Linked DNA regions of Homo sapiens: region 2 is linked to region 1. Evidence: chromatin contacts called from ENCODE Hi-C or POLR2A ChIA-PET data. All regions are on one chromosome and are shown on one strand. Each heading gives the region's core, a stretch centred on a gene start or an enhancer-like site at or near the end of the contact. The rest is flanking DNA. Distances are from core to core; before and after follow the strand shown.

Region 1 (4,807 bases), core at 1,233-3,732:
TAGACAACAACGGGCATGACCCTGGGTGGAAATATTGGGACTCAGTCTCATGGTCCCAAGAGATTCCAATCTGCTTCTGAAAGAAACAATTTCTGTATGACACCATCTGGGTTTACAGGAAGAGGGCCACTAGAACAAAATCTGGCTGTAGGTGAAGATCCAACTAACGGGATTGTCACACCAGCCAGCCTTCGGTTAGAGTTTCCTTTTAGTGGAGTATGACACTCAGTGATGTATCAGGATCTAAAAAGTAGATGTCTCCAGAACAGACTTCCTATAGCCTTTCACTGAGAATCCAGAACAATCTTTTTTGTTTTTCTATGTATTCATTCCCTCCCCCACCCTGGAAAAGCAGCAGCTTTTAGTGGTTAATTGTCGGCTAAAAATCTAGAGAATAACTCTCAGTGAATTCTCTTAATAGCCACAATTCTCATCTAATTTCCTTGGCTGACTGCAATATTTAAAGGGCTGGCTGTTTTTGACATGTTCCTACAATGCCTCTTGGAAAATCAATGTAGTGACATTTTACATAATTATATTGGGGTTTTCTTCCAATTTAGCACTTAATTCTTCTCTCTCTGATCCTTTTACCCCCTAGGAAGACCAGCAATAATCCTAATGCACACTGCAGACCTGGTGGCTGCAGGGCGCTGGCGGTCTGGGGAGGGGCCACAGCATGAGAATGCGCTGCGGCTGGCTGTGTGGGTGACACTGGCTAAGGATGCAAAGGCAAAGGGGCATCGCACTCTTTCTAAAGTTTCTAGAAGAAAACGAACAAGAACACCTTATTTTTTAAAAAAGGAAAAAGACAATTACACAACAAGAACATCAGTGAAAGCGATTGTCTCCTGGAAAAAGCTGACCAGTGTGTCTGATCTCCCTGGGTTAAAGCACACAGCACGAAAATCTCCTCGTTGGCATCTGAAGAGAGGGAGAGAGCATGTGGCTGGGCACAGACAAGAGAAACTGAAGTCCTGGCTCCCGGGAGGCCGCTTCCCAGTCGGCTGCATGCAAAGGATTTCAGCATGTGGGCTGCCACCTCTGAACACCACACAGAAACTACATGAGAAATTAAGCCAGAGAACTACCTCGAATGTGGAAACCAAGCCTGAAAATGTGCAGTGAAAACATATGGGTCTCACTCCAACAAAACGTCTTTTAAACATTAGACTCCACGAACGGTCTCTTTGGTTTGATAGGGGATGTCTGCCCTTGCCGAGAGTCTCGGGACAGCTGCCTGTACAGGTTGTCCTGGTATGCCTGAGCCACAGGTAGAGTCCGAGCTACCTTCACGTCGGGATAGGAGGAGGCCTGGCTGACTCGCTCCAAGAGGTCTCCACGAGACCCGTTAGCCAGCATCCCATGGGGGCTGTAATAATCGTCCTCCAGCAAATGGCCATTCTGTGCATTGTTGGTTTTGTTATAAAAGGCAATGTTGCTGATGGATGATGGTGGACTGAAGGACTCAGGCTGAGGCAGGTTGCCTGGAGACGTGGGACTGAGGACGGTGTCCACAGATGACACTGCCCAGGTCCGATTCTGCTGGTGGAGGTGGGGGTACTGCTGAGTCCGTGCTGTTTTATCTATGATCCCCATGAATGGTGTGGTCCTGGATCGGGTGGGCTCACTGGGGTAACCTCCTTGAGTTGGAGACACTGGCGACAGCTCGTCACATGACCTCTCATATGCAGGTTTCAGTGGGATCTCCATTTGCTGGATGGAAGAAGATGGCCGGAAGGTCGGAGTTAGGTTGGAGGTGGAGGAGATACTATTGCTAGATGGAGAGAAGCGAAGGCCTACACTTTGGGAATGCAGCAACGGCCTGGGAGTTGGCGGGTGCGGTTTGATTTCGTTAGGGTTGACACTGATAGGTCTTCTGATTAAATGCGACACATCAGGGGAACCTAGTTGGCTGGAGGAGCGCTCCAGATCTAGTTTTGAGTGACAGACTGGGTAATAGGATGCTGACTGGCTGCGTCCGATCTGTGGTGTCTGGCTGTATCTCACGCCACCTCGGTATGCTGAGGAAGGTCGCTGTGGAAGATCCTCTTTGGTCAATCCTCCATGCTGACAGATGGCGCCTGCACTCAGGCTGGCTTGGACATGCTGCACCGGCCTTCCATCCCCTACGATTCCCCCAATTGACCCTTGATAAACCAACCGGCTCTGGCTGACTCCTATGTCTCCTTGTGAAGACTGGTATTTACTGGCCATTGAATGGGCTACTTGGCCATAGGCTCCTGTGGGGATGACGGTGCTTGAATGGACGGCTGGGCTGGGCTGGTTACTTCTCACAATCTGGGCCTTGGCAGGCTGTAGCCTGAGCCCTTGCTGGGGAACTGCCACAGGGAGCTGAGGCATCTGGTAGGGCCGCTGGGCCATTTTGGATAATGGAGATTTGGGTCTGCCAGGAAGCTGACTGACGCTTGTTTCCTGCTGATAGCGCACGGGTGAACCAGACTGGGATCTATAGACACTCATACTTTCAGCTGGAGGGCTGGCCCGATACTGAGGGCCTCTCCGGAGAGGGGAAGGGGGAGGGCTTGGGTATTCTTTGCCCTGTCCTCCCACAGGAGGGGGGCTGAAACGGTAAGATCCTCCCTGATGAGCCGGGGAAGTGTGTGGTGGGCTAGGCCTGTAATGTGAGTTCTGATGAGTTGGAGAAAGGGCAGGTGAGGTGGACTGATAGGTCTGTCTAGTGGGAGAGCCTACAGAACTACTGGACCGGAAGTCAAAAACCTGATGAGAGCCAAGAGGTGAGCTGGAGATGTAGGCTGAGTCCCGATGCGGGGGAGAGGAGGGTGGGCTCTGGATGACCGGGAGCCCCTGGCTGGGCCGGGCCTCTGTCTGGAGGCCAATGGAAACATTTTCAACATCCTGTTCCAGGTACTCCTCCTCGAATATATCCTGTACAGAGTATATGTCTTCATGCTGTGGCTCAGGTTCTGCTTCTTCCGGCAACTGCTGCTGAGGCTGCGGTGGCGGCGGTGGCTGCTGTGGCTGCTGCATCTGTCTACACTCTTCTTCCACTCTCAGCAGAAGTCTCTGGATCTCACGGTTGTTGGGACACAGCTTGATGGCCTCGTTCAGGTCCTCTAAGGCTGCTGCGAACTGTCTGCTTGACAAAATGTGAACACAGGAACTGGAGTTATTCTGAATCCAGAGAAATCACCAAGAGCTGAGAACATGGTCACTATCTCAGAGAGCTGTGGTGGCGTCTGTGGGAGTCTGGGGTATTTCGGTTTAGTTGGATTTATAGGGAAGGAAACAGGAAGACTCATTCTGGAAGAGTCCGAATGATTCCCTAACCCATTCGGCCTCCATCTTCCTTCTGGCCTCTCTGGGAATAGTGGAGAAATGCCCCATTTTGTCAGTCCAGCCAGGCCCTTCGGGAAGTTGTTTTGGTGCCCAAACACACACCAGGCAGTATGAGAGTTGGGTGGGGTTGTCATTTACAGGGTCACTGTCAAGTAGCTTAGGAACAAAAAAAACTACATATTTAAAAATCTTGCTGATCCAGCAGAAATTTTTCTTTATATTCTCAATATTTTAGCTCCAAATTTCAGGCCTGTTCTACTCTAGGCAAGAACCCTGTCCTCTGCCCTTTCTAACCCTCATCTCTCAGAATTGCTGTGTCTCCATTTGCTCTATCAAAGTGGGGCAGGCATTAGGCTTGCTGACTAGGTCACTCGGGGCTGGAGCTGAGCTGACTCCAAGGAGACTCTAATTTACAAATGAAGAAATGAACTGTCAGAGACATTCCCATCTTCTCTACTAATATCACCTGACAGGGGCAACTGACCTTGTGAAAAAGGAACTACCCAGAGGGAAGGAGAATTTCAGTCAGATTTCTGTGAGGACTTCGTTGCCCCAGCTAGGTAAGAGTGCGATCACTGCCACCACCATCACTAGCCTCAAGCTGGGTGTGATTTTCGGGACCATGTGCCCCTGGCCATAGCAGTGAACCTGAAGCAGTTCTTTCCCATGCAGCTGGGGAGGAGGAGGGCAGGAGGCATAAGAGACAGTGACAAGTTACACAAAGATCACTGATGGCAGGTTCTAGGTTATTCTGGGAGCTTTTCTGCCCAGTGGCCAAACTAAAGCAGATGGGCACAAGGAATGTGGAATGGTGTTCTCTTAGAGGGTCCTCTCCATCCTGGCAGCAAGGACCTCTTGACTCTGTGTGTGTGTGGTGGGTGATGGTTTAGGTGGAAGGGGGTCTGATGCCACCAGACTTGAGGAGAGCCCCAGAGGGAAGACTAACTAATCCGGGATTCCTCAAACGCCTATGGGAGAAGGAAGAGGAACCTGTGATGTTAAGTGAACCATCCTACTTTCCCTCTAAAGCGGGGGTGGGGTGCTCTGCTTAAGTGATTTCTTTAAGTCGCCGTTGTCTCTTTGTGCTAGCTGCTCTGGGGGTTGAAAAATGCCTGAGATACGGCAGAGGCTTCTTGGAAGAAGCTGCCATTCTCCAGTGAAAAAGTGTTTTTCTCCCGAAGTGAAACATTCGTGGCCTCCACAGCCCAGCAGATTTGCTGATCTTGAGCTGAGGGCTGTGCTATGGGAGCCATCCCCAAAGCTTGGCCCTGACAGTTCTCAAGGACAGAGATGTATTTGGGTACATATGCCCCAGGGTGGCCGACGCTGCCTTGGCCAAATTTTCAGAAAAGAGACCTCTTGCTTTCACCCTCTCTCTCTCTCCTCACCTGCTGCTGCGTTTTGCCCTTGCTCTCGCATAGTAAGCTTCATAAGATTTCGGTTTCAGCTCCAGGGCCTTAGTAGCAAATTCCTCCGCCATTCCAAAATC
Region 2 (4,807 bases), core at 1,215-3,714, 160 kb before region 1:
AGAGGGGCACTGCCAAATGAGCATCTATTGCTATTTAACCTCACGAATTCCTTTTTTTTCTGGCTATGAAGAAATTATGCTTGTCTTTCTATGGCAGGAAGTAGAAGTGGTTCAAAAGGGACCGGGCCAGTCATCAACAAGGAGGCACTCAGGCCTGACGTGCCTGACAGATCGAGGCTTTCTCTAGTACTGTACAGCTGCTTTAAGGCACAGCCATGTTTATCAATATGTATACCCCCCAATGACAGCTCCTGGTAACCCTCAGGGACAGAGATCCCACAGGTGCCATGGGCAGCGTGGCTGAGTGTGTAATGCTCTCTCGGCTCTAAGTGACTGCTCCTTCAGTGCTCCGCTAGCATGGTTCACTGGGAAACCAAGGGAAGGTGACAACTCCCAAGTACACTAAACCCTCTTCTACACTGATCTGCCAGGTATCAATGAGAGCCTTCCAAACAAGTCTTTTCCTAGAGAAAGGTGGACTGAGAAAAATCAAAGGTGCTAGAAAGGTGCTATTACTGTTTCTCTAGAGCCACTATCCTTTCTCAGGTTTATTCCTTCAAGACAAGGCTGCCGGTCCAGGCCTGTCTGCTGTCAAGATCCATTCCTGGCCTTTCTCCCTGCTCTTCTTCTCTGTGTCACAAGAGAACTGATTCCTACAGCGTGCATTTGGCAGGGTCTCAGATCTGCTGGCTGCTTCTGGCTGGTTCAGCCATGGGAGGCTTTGGTGGGAAAATGGATGATGGGAGGCAGGGAAAAGCTAAGGTATTTCTCCTCCCCTCTCTCTGTTCCTAGAAGCGTCTCTGCCAGGTAAATCCAGCCCCTGGGCTCCAGGAACCCTGCCTCCTCCCATGGTCCCTCTGGCCTATAGGCAGCTGCAGCTTCCTGCTGCTCCCATTCTATGGATGACCTCACTGCTACCTATGTGGCTTCTCAGCTTTACCATCTTCTGTATAAGCAGCCCCTGGATTAAATCCCTGCAGTTCAAATACTTAAGAGTAGTTCCCATTTTCTGGGTTGGACCTAACAGACAACAGCAGGCTAAGTTGTCATATAACTAAAATGTAGCCGCTTGTTCAACTTGATGCCAAGAGGGTTTCCAGAAGTTCCTTACTGGTCCTCTCTGTGGGACAAACTCTTCATTTGACCCCTGGTTTAGCAGCAGTCAACTCTAGAAGTCTTGTAACAGGGCTTACCTTCAGGAGTACAGAAAGCCAAAGACAACCCCTTACTAAGAATGATAACCTGGGTCACATCTTCCTATGCTGTTGACAACCTCAAGTTTCTGACCTAAGATCAAGGCATTCCTTTTATCTGTATAGATATTAATACCCCTAGCTGTGCAGGGTAAGGTAGAAAAGAACAGGAAATAGTACCCACAGGAGATGAGAGTACCAGGAGCATGCAATGGCTGTAGGAGGAAAAGACTTATGGGGATTTTCCAAAATCACTGAGAAGAATGCTTTGATTAAAATGCAATTGGCCGGGCGCAGTGGCTCACGCCTGTAATCCCAGCACTTTGGGAGGCCAAGGTGGGTGGATCACCTGAGGTCAGGAGAGTTCGAGACAATCCTGGCCAACATGGTGAAACCCTGTCTCTGCTAAAAAATACAAAAATTAGCCAGGGGTGGTTGCGGGCACCTGTAATCTCAGCTACTCCGGAAGCTGAGGCAGGAGAATTGCTTGAACCCAGAAGGCAGAGGATGCAGTGAGCCCAGATTGCGCCATTGCACTCCAGCCTGGGCAACAAGAGGAAAACTTTGTCTCAAAAAAAAAAAAAAAAAAAAAAAAAAAAGCAATCACAAATAGCTCTTCTCAGTTTTCCCAATAAACACAGAAGCATCGCCATCAAAATAAAATATATTCCATTGCCTCCACTGCCAACAGTAATGAAAGTATAAAGATTAAGTGAACATACTAGGATTTGGTAAAACATTTATAGAGAAAAATGAATAATTACGTTTGTCTCTCAGAAAATTTTTTCTCTTCCTGTCTCCCTTCTTTCCTCCCCAAATCTAATCTGTTTCAAGATAAGTATTACTCTAAAGTTATTTTTTAATCACATCAGTTCCCAGCTCCTCTATAAGAGACTTTGTTATTTAAAAAAAGCAACCTCTGGCATGAAAAGAACAATGACAGACCGTAGAATAGGTCATTTACATTAGCCAAAAAAAAGCATTAGTTTACAATAGTGTTGTTTTCCCGTTTTTGATACATTACTATTGTCAATTTAGACAAGAAGATGTTATGTTATGATTTTCTACATAAATTGCAGAACAATGAGAGAACAAGCTGACCTCTTCCTGTGCGGAAGGCACAGGAAGCATTTGAGGAAAGACGAAATGGAAAAGCATCTTACCTCTTTGTCATGGGCGATCAGCTGGGTCTTCACGTGGCCAGACACGAGATTCACTCGCCCTAACACCTGCCCTGTCTCCAGCCCCCAGATGGTGCATGTCGTATCAATGCTTGAGGTACCTGCAAACAACCAGTGCAAGTCAGGGCTGACGGGACCAAGGTTCTCATGCAAGCTTCCCTCTTGTGTTTACTCATCTGCTCAGCCCAGGGAGCAGCATACCATAAAGACTACAGAAAACAAGGTGGGGGCTACCGGCAGAGCCACCGAGGCAGTCAAGTCTTCAGTCCTCACCGTAGGACCTTAGATTCTAACTGGAGAGACAAGATCTATACACACGGAAAGCTCACCCACACAAAGGAATTAATAAATAACCACATTCCACGCCTAGCCTACTTCCCACTGAGCCTTGTTCTAGGATGTATGGCCCAGTGTGACATCTGAGAAAATTTATTTTGGCTTCTTCCAGCTGAAATACATACTCCCTAACTCCCTTACCTAAAAGATAAGGATCCACCTCATTCCAGTCAAAGGAGGTCAGGGGAGCACAGAAATCAGAGTTCTTATTATTGTTTAGCAAACACTCCAGCCTGGTCTCTGTTTCACCAACCTGAAGGAACAAGAATTTTAAAAAAAATCAGCCAGTCTTATCCTCATAAAAAGTCTTTTAAAAAATCCCTGTTTAGAAAATATCTTAGCAAACATAAGACATGAGGGGAAAACATTTTTATCAAAAACAGTAATAAACCCAGGACTCCCTGAATGCTACTTTTTCCCATACTTTCTCCTCTGCCCAGCTTTGTTTTCTACATTTTCATCCCTGCACCTTCCTAGAGGAGAGGTCTTCTCACTTTGCCCAGCCTGGAACCTCTGCACAGGTGTACTAAGGCCACGCCCATGCTACAGAGGACGCTGCTGCTGATGAGCTCAGCTGAGGGTGGAGGGAAGCCTCCAAGATCCACTCACACACTTTATCAGAATCAATGGCCTGGTATTTCATTTAGTTTACTCAAAAATACCTTGGCTGCAAACAGAATATGAGTTCCCAAGTATTCCCACCTCCACTGAAGGCCGTCATCATCACCTCGGGTTGACTGAGCTGACTGCAGCCAGCAGCCAGACTTCATGGAATCTTGACTTGATATACTAGAAAATCTGCTGAGCCAAACGAGGCCAGTCCATTTAAGCTTCGCTTGCTTCTCCTGTGCTGCAATGACACTCGCTGCCTCTGACCCCTGTCTGTTCTGTGACTTTTCACTGCTAACAGCTGAGGCTGAGAAAGCCCACTTGTCTGGCTGCTAATAAAGCATCCGCTTACCCTCCACACACGGAGATAGTCACCGCTTGTTGCCAGTAGGTCTGGATAGACGCCTTTTGTGTCAGGGATCCACATGAGCTTTGTGGTGGGGTATGGGTGGTCAAAGGTGTTTCTGCAAATAAACTCTGAACTCTCCTCATCTAAACCAACAAGCTGAACCTGTAACATACCAAAGTTGAGCCACATAAGCATTTGTGAGCAGTACAGCAAATACATTAGATCCCTGGTCAGTGACAGAGGTTTTTTTTGTTTGTTTTTTGTTTTAAAGACAGGATCTTGCTCTGTTGCCCAGGCTGGAGTGCAGTGGTGCAACCACAGCTCAGTGCAGCCTCCACCTCCTGGTCTCAAGTGATCCTTCCACCTCAGCCTCTCAAGTAGCTGGGGTTAGAGGCATGCACCACCAGACACAGCTAATTTTGTTCATTTTTTGTAGAGACAAGGCCTCACATGTTGCCCAGGCTGGCCTTGAACTCCTGGGCTCAACTGATCCTCCCACCTCAGCCTCCCAAAAGTGCTGGGATTACAGACATGAGTCACTATGCCTGGCCAGTGACAGAAGTCTTGACACTGTACTACACTAAACTGCAGAATCAAAAACGATTGCCATGAGAGGGTATCTAGTCCAACCATCCTCTGGCAGACAAGGACACCCAGACTCAAAGGGGTGGTTACACTCAACACTGCAAAGCCAGTAGGAGACAGAGATTACAGGTTTTCTGACTCAAGTCTGCATTCTTGACTCCAACTACATAAGTGCACTATCTGCCAGGCCAGGCACACCTTCCCCTGAAACCCCTAAGGTATTTGAAAATGACCAGGGGTGGTTCTTGGCTGCCACAATGACTGAAGTGCTGAGGACATTTGGTGCTCAGGGGCCAGGAATATGAAACACCCTTTGCAATTTCATTAAACAAACTAATGCTCACTTAAAAATCCAATAGTGCACAACCCTCACCAACCCCAAACTCAACACTGGCTCATTATGTTTACACATAAAGGTATGTCAAATGACCGTTTGAGAGCCCAAACCACTGTGACTGGCAAAAAAAAAGTCGGCGCCATTGATGAGAAAGTCCCACCTAGCTCTGATCACTTTTTCTTAGAGTCAATTTTAGCCCACCATTAACTTCCAATCT

The links. Hi-C counts contacts between places; a loop is a spot of excess contacts on that map. ChIA-PET counts read pairs that join two places held with the same protein, here RNA polymerase II (POLR2A). Pooled maps may share reads with other maps.
Region 2: a loop to region 1 is called in a map of HepG2, with 3 times the contacts of the local background. The contact joins two enhancer-like sites. A Hi-C loop is called at or near these places in 5 of 168 maps with a recorded cell type or tissue (Caco-2, HCT116, HepG2 and 2 more) and 9 of 50 pooled maps. POLR2A ChIA-PET finds 5 or more read pairs at or near these places in 7 of 52 experiments (CD4-positive, alpha-beta T cell, Caco-2, H1 and 4 more).

The regions. Positions count from the first base shown.
Region 1 is chr17:63,418,307-63,423,113 of GRCh38, reverse strand. It overlaps TANC2 (tetratricopeptide repeat, ankyrin repeat and coiled-coil containing 2), which reads right to left. Exons shown (of 28, transcript NM_001394998.1): 27 at 4,707-4,807; 28 at 1-3,115. The coding sequence ends at 1,159. Among named protein-coding and RNA genes, the nearest start is that of CYB561, 26 kb to the left of the region's middle. Within about 2 kb of position 2,482, at least 2 of the 41 ENCODE cell types and tissues checked have a DNase peak (open chromatin) inside an H3K27ac peak, as active enhancers do; they include endothelial cell of umbilical vein, where a contact is called at or near this core.
Region 2 is chr17:63,577,493-63,582,299 of GRCh38, reverse strand. DCAF7 (DDB1 and CUL4 associated factor 7) reads right to left here. Exons shown (of 7, transcript NM_005828.5): 2 at 3,672-3,830; 3 at 2,852-2,963; 4 at 2,357-2,475. Among named protein-coding and RNA genes, the nearest start is that of TACO1, 21 kb to the left of the region's middle. Within about 2 kb of position 2,464, at least 2 of the 41 ENCODE cell types and tissues checked have a DNase peak (open chromatin) inside an H3K27ac peak, as active enhancers do; they include endothelial cell of umbilical vein, where a contact is called at or near this core.